Regions from separate parts of the Homo sapiens genome. Here region 2 is linked to region 1. A link is a contact called in ENCODE Hi-C or POLR2A ChIA-PET data. All regions are on one chromosome and are shown on one strand. The core of a region is the stretch at or near the end of the contact, and the rest is flanking DNA. Distances in the headings are between cores, read along the strand shown.

Region 1 (3,159 bases), core at 620-3,119:
GAGCCCAGGAGTTAGAGCCCAACCTGGGCAGCATGGTGAAACCCTGTCTCTACAAAAAAATATAAAAATTAGCCGAATGTGTTGGCGTGCACCTGTAGTTCCAGCTACTTGGGAGGCTGAGATGGGAGGATCATTTGGGCTCAGGAGATTGAGACTGCAGTGAGCCGAGATCACGCCACTGCACTCCAGCCTGGATGGCAGAGCAAGACCCTGTGTCCGAAAAAAACAAAAATAAAACAAAACAAAAAAAAAGATGGTGTTGAATTTAAGCTGCTAGAAAAAGAAAAGTGTCATTTGTCACCTACACTCGAGATAGCCAGAACGGGGAGCAAGCTACAGGGCAGCCTCCAGTACAAGACCAATGCAAGGAGCCCGCTCCCCAGGAGCCTGGCCCCAGAGCAGAGTTCGCCATGCCTGCGGAACCTCCCCTCCATGCTATAAGAGGGAAGGGAAAAATACAGACTCTTGAAACTGCGGTGAATTCATTAGATTCCAGCACAATCAATCTCAGTCAGCTTCATTCTTCCTGCTTTCTGTAACATAGAGTGTTACTTGTGCTCCTCATTTCAGCAGTGTCCTTGGTTACTGGACCTTTTGCCACAGCCCTGCAAAACCTGGCCAAACTTGCACCAAGTTGATTATCCTGTGTTTCATATTTTGTTGAGCATCTGTGCATTTTAAAGTGTTGGCTTGGTTAACTTTCTCGATGTTAACTTTTTGCCTTCCTGAGGAATGTATGAGGACCAGTTACCAGAATGGTTTTGTTTTGCAGGTCACGAGAAGAGAATGCCTTCTAGATGCAAAATCACCTCCAAACCAGACCACTTTTCTTGACTTGCCTGTTTTGGCCATTAGCTGCCTTAAACGTTAACAGCACATTTGAATGCCTTATTCTACAATGCAGCGTGTTTTCCTTTGCCTTTTTTGCACTTTGGTGAATTACGTGCCTCCATAACCTGAACTGTGCCGACTCCACAAAACGATTATGTACTCTTCTGAGATAGAAGATGCTGTTCTTCTGAGAGATACGTTACTCTCTCCTTGGAATCTGTGGATTTGAAGATGGCTCCTGCCTTCTCACGTGGGAATCAGTGAAGTGTTTAGAAACTGCTGCAAGACAAACAAGACTCCAGTGGGGTGGTCAGTAGGAGAGCACGTTCAGAGGGAAGAGCCATCTCAACAGAATCGCACCAAACTATACTTTCAGGATGAATTTCTTCTTTCTGCCATCTTTTGGAATAAATATTTTCCTCCTTTCTATGGAAATCTGGGCTCGGTGTTTGTAAAGTTCATTTTTATAAGCTTTTCTATCGCTACATAATGCCTTTTTAAAAAATGATTTTGTAGTCTAAACTTAGGTTGAGTATATAAACCCTGCCATGTAGCTTGAGATGCCTGAAAAGACTGGTAAGTGCGTTTCTTAATCGTTCAGTAACTATTTGAGTGCCTACTGCAGCCAAGGCACTGGAGGGATCAAAGATGTGTAAATTTGGAGTCCCTGCAAGTTCACAAGCTATTTGGAGAGATAAGGTTAGTATACATAGAACTGTAATATAAGGTTGTGTTGGAGCATTGTCCTTAAAGATGGTACCATGGTGAGCAGTTCAAGGTTACCTGCCAGCTGCAGAACAAGGCAGCAAATGCTCCTGAGATGGAACCATCACAGCCTCAGACATAGGACTAAAGAAGTCAAGAGTGATTAAAAAGCCAGGGGCAGGAGACAGTAATTTTGTATTTCAGTAGCAGGCATCTCGATACACTAATTTGAGAGCTTTATTACTTTTAAGAAATTAAAAATTAAAATGAACCTAAATTTTCACCAGCTCATGGCTTTTTGACAGCCAGCCAAGAATGGATTTCCTGTTTTGCAGTTTCTACTTTCTATTCCTCCCAAACTGTCTGAACTCATTACTTTGCTATTCTTATGACCAAAGTGAGTTTCAAGTTGAAGTGACTCTCCTGCTCTCGTTTCTTTTCATTCTTTACTTTTGTTTTGCGCAGTCTGTTAGGCAACTCCATGCTTTACGTTTCCAGCAGGAGGGCCACATTAGCTAATTTCATGGAATACATGAAACATTGATGATTTGAAGTTGAAGGGGGCTATGGTGATATAGGCTAACCCCATCATTTTATGGATAAGGAAGCTGAGCCCAGACAGGGAGAATTTCTCGCCCAGCTTAATGCAGTTGGTCAGAGCTAGACAGGGGAGTAAGATCCATGTTTTCTTTCTTTTTTTCTTGAGACAGAGTCTCACTCTGTCGCCCAGGCTGGAGTGCAGTGGTGCGATCTCAGCTCACTGCAACCTCTGCCTCCCGGGTTCAAGCAATTCTCCTGCCTCAGCCTCCTGAGTAGCTGAGATTACAGGCACCTGCCACCGCGCCCGACTAATTTTTGTATTTTTAGTAGAGACAGGGTTTCACCATGTTGGTCAGGCTGGTCTCCTGACCTCGTGATCCGCCCACCTTGGTCTCCGAAAGTGCTGGGATTACAGGTGTGAGCCACCGCGCCCTGCCATCATACTATTGTTGAAATGTGGGAATGACGAAATCAGCTCAGGTTTTATGAGAGGAAACTCGGTAAATTCCCTTTGCTCAGGAAGTCACTTCACCCTTGAGCCCTAGTTGTTTCATTTATTAAATTCTTGAGAAGGTTCAGTGCCATTAATACCTAAACCCAGGCACATGTTCTCTCGTCACCTCACCCTTAATAGCAGAACTGTTTGTTAACAACATGATTAGGCATCGGAGATGGATGTTGGTGAATCATATTTTCCTGACCGTTGCCACACTCCATCCAGTGTTTGTCAGGGCCCAGACTGGAAGGACCTCCATTTAGCCCGTTCAGAGGATACCGAAAATGTTCCTGCGCTCCAGAGCCCTTCCAGGCGAACGTCATGTGGCCTCCTGGGACAATCACTAGATTAGCAGAGGTCCTAGGTTTGCCATCTTACTCCCATCACTCGCTAGCTGTGTAACGGGGCAAATCATTTAATTTCTGACTCTCAGTGTTTTCATCTGTAAAATAGGGATAATGCATACCTTTTCTACTATACGAAGTTGTTACCAAATGAGATTTTGGCGGGGAAGGTGATTTGTGAATTATAATAATACATCAAGAGTATTTTCCAAATAAATGACCAAATCCCCAGGGTACACTGAC
Region 2 (3,040 bases), core at 505-3,004, 34 kb before region 1:
AGTATTGACTTTATGAAATCATTTTTCTTTTGTTTCTTTGAAATCTGATCATACATCCTATTTAGCATGATATCTGAGTGAAAAATGTGGACGGAATTCAAACCCCAAATATTTTACACACCTTATTCCACAAAAGAGTGAGATTCTATTAAAAAAATTGAAATTCAAAGGAAATTTCACTGTTTGGCACTGGTACATTTTCTTGAAAATGCCCCTTTTCAAGTAAGGCACACCCAAAGAGACTTTGGCTTTCAAAGTCATGTTTTGAAATGCATTCATGGACTTTTAAATTGCCTTCTGTTTGTTGCAGTTTTTTCTGGTGCCAGTTTGTTCTAGTTTAAAGTTTGATTCCGTGAGGCTCAACTTGTTTGAGCTCTGTATAAATTAGGTTCTCTGCCAGTAGAATCCAGTTTCTGTTAATAGTTCAGCAGAGGAAAATCTGAATGTTATATCTGGTTCCCTCTTTAAGGCACAAGATCACTTTTGTCTCTTAAACATACAATCTTGTTAAGTTACTATACTATATTTCTGGTCTTAGGTTAATTTTTAATGTTGAATTATATTGTTGTTTACTCAGAGTCACCAAGCTCACATGAAATTAGAAATGTAATGTATTGTGAAGACACAGTTGTTTCTTGGAAAACATGCTGTGTCTTAGCACCTGACTAACTGTAAATCTTACTGGCATCATGATATAGGAAAATAAATACTATCTAAGAATCACGAGACCTAGGTTCTTTTAGGCAAAAGGATACTTGGCACGATTATGTTGTAGGGTGGTTTTGTGAGTTTTAAGTAAGATGCTGTGTGTGAAAACTTAGAGTAAAGCACAATAAAAATCAAAGTAATATTATCAGTGATTTTTTTTTTTTTTTTTGAGATAGAGTCTCACTCTGTCGACCAGGCTGGAGTGCAGTGGCGAGATCTCAGCTCACTGCAACCTCCACCTCCCAGGTTCAAGTGATTCTCCTACCTCAGCCTCCTGAGTAGGTGGGACTACAGATGTGCGCCACCATGCCTGGCTATTTTTTGTATTGTTAGTAAAGACAGGGTGTCACCTTGTTGGCCAGGCTGGTCTCGAACTCCTGACCTCAAGTGATCCACCCACCTTGGCCTCCCAAAGTGCTGGGATTACAGGTGTGAGCCACCGCCCCTGGCCAATCAGTGATCTTTAAAATAAGTTATTTTAATTCAAAGGACTGTGTTATTTGTAAGCACAGTTTCCTTACAGGGCTGGTATAGTGAATATTTTACTTAGCCTTATTAGAATTCATTCATTCAACATATATTTATTTAGCATTAGTAGGCACTGGATCTGGACACTACTAAAAATACAGAATTAGCCGGGCGTAATGGCACAGTGTAGCAGTGAATAAACAAAGTAGACAACCCCCTGTCCTCTTTAATAAGGAGAAGCAGATAAAACAAATCAAGAGCCAGAGAGGCCCGATCACTCCCCTCATTGCCCTTCATTCACTTCCCAAACAGGTTCCCCCATCCACTCATTTCCACAAATACCTACTCAGTTATGACCTCAGAAGATTCCCCTTTACTCATTCTTTAGCCCCCGTTGCTGTCCATCACACAGGGACCTGCACAGCCCACAGAAACTCCACCTCACATGTCTCGGAATTTGCAAATCCAGAGCTGAGCCTCACCTCCCTCACTGGCCTTTCTGGGTCCTGGCTCTAGAGCTAGTTTGAGCACAGGACATAATCACTTCCCAGGGGCCTGGGTGCACCGCTTTGGTTTCCAACCAAGTAACCACACGTGGTGGCTCACGCCTGTAATCGCAGCACTTTGGCTGATTGGTTTCAGGGCTGCTATTTACTTTAACATGTATTTCCTTTTTAAACTTTCTGGTTTTGAGCTTTTTTTTTTTTTCTTTTCCCCCGAGACGGAGTTTCACTCTTGTTGTCCAGGCTAGAGTGCAATGGCTGGATCTCAGCTCACTGCAACCTCTGCCACCCAGTTTCAAGTGATTCTCTTGCCTCAGCCTCCCGAGTAACTGGGATTACAGGCATGTGCCACCACGCCTGGCTTATTTTGTGTTTTTAGTAGGGATGAGGTTTCTCCATGTTGGTCAGGCTAGTCTCGAACTCCTGCCCTCAGGTGATCCACCTGCCTTGGCCTCCCAAAGGTTTTCAGCTTTTTAAACATACTATTTTCTCTCTATAAAAGTAGAAAGGTTAGGATAATGAACCTTCATTTGCTTACCACCCACCTTCAAAAATGATCAACTCATGGCCAATCGTGTTTTATCCCCACACTTTTCCTCTCCACCCCAGATTATTCTGAAACAAATCCCAGACATATCAGTTCATCTGTAAACATTTCAATATGTGTCTCTAAATTTTAAAAGTACAACCACAATACCATTATGCACAAAAAACTTAATTCCTTTATATCATCAAATATCCTATCATATTTAAATTTCCGTAATTGTCTCATTATTTTACAGCTTGCTGGAATCAAGGTCCACATAAAGACCACACGTAGCAATTGGTGAATGTCTCTCAAATTTCTCTTTATAGGCTTCTTCTCCATATCTTTCTCTTTTTTCTTGGAAATTTTAATAGAAAAACTGGGTTGTTTGCCCTTTAATGTTGCAGTCTGGTCTTTGTTAATTGCATACTCATGGTGGTAACACGTTCTTCTGTATTTTCTATGAATTGGTAGCCATATCTAGAGGCTGATCAGATTTAGCTTCAATTTTTTGACCAGTCTCCTTCATAAGTGGTGTTGAGTACTTCCAAGAGGGGTACATAATGTCTGATTTTTCTTTGTATTATTGGCCATCATTTATGATATTCTGTTTCTGTAATTTCTTATTCACTAATTAGCTAGACTATATCCAAAATAGAAGCCAAGTCTGGTGGCTCATGCCTGTAATCTCAGCACTTTGGGAAGCTGAGGCAGGAGAATTGCTTGAGGCCAGGAGTATGAGACCAGCCTGGGCAACATGGTGAAACCCTGTGTCTGAGGAGGAATCAGCCATAGGGAAATTGGAGGGAGGGCTTTCTGCAAATGTAAAGGCACT

The links. Hi-C counts contacts between places; a loop is a spot of excess contacts on that map. ChIA-PET counts read pairs that join two places held with the same protein, here RNA polymerase II (POLR2A). Pooled maps may share reads with other maps.
Region 2: a map with no recorded cell type shows a loop between it and region 1 (5-fold over the local background). The contact joins two enhancer-like sites. A Hi-C loop is called at or near these places in 2 of 168 maps with a recorded cell type or tissue (breast epithelium and right lobe of liver), 11 of 37 single-sample maps with no recorded cell type and 9 of 50 pooled maps. POLR2A ChIA-PET finds 5 or more read pairs at or near these places in 21 of 52 experiments (AG04450, CD8-positive, alpha-beta memory T cell, GM10248 and 17 more).

What each region holds. Positions count from the first base shown.
Region 1 is chr5:173,033,627-173,036,785 of GRCh38, forward strand. ATP6V0E1 (ATPase H+ transporting V0 subunit e1) reads left to right here. Exons shown (of 4, transcript NM_003945.4): 4 at 773-1,819. Among named protein-coding and RNA genes, the nearest start is that of SNORA74B, 14 kb to the left of the region's middle. Within about 2 kb of position 1,870, at least 11 of the 41 ENCODE cell types and tissues checked have a DNase peak (open chromatin) inside an H3K27ac peak, as active enhancers do; they include GM12878, where a contact is called at or near this core.
Region 2 is chr5:172,999,842-173,002,881 of GRCh38, forward strand. All of the region lies in intron 2 of ATP6V0E1 (ATPase H+ transporting V0 subunit e1), which reads left to right. Among named protein-coding and RNA genes, the nearest start is that of ATP6V0E1, 18 kb to the left of the region's middle. Within about 2 kb of position 1,755, at least 4 of the 41 ENCODE cell types and tissues checked have a DNase peak (open chromatin) inside an H3K27ac peak, as active enhancers do; they include GM12878, where a contact is called at or near this core.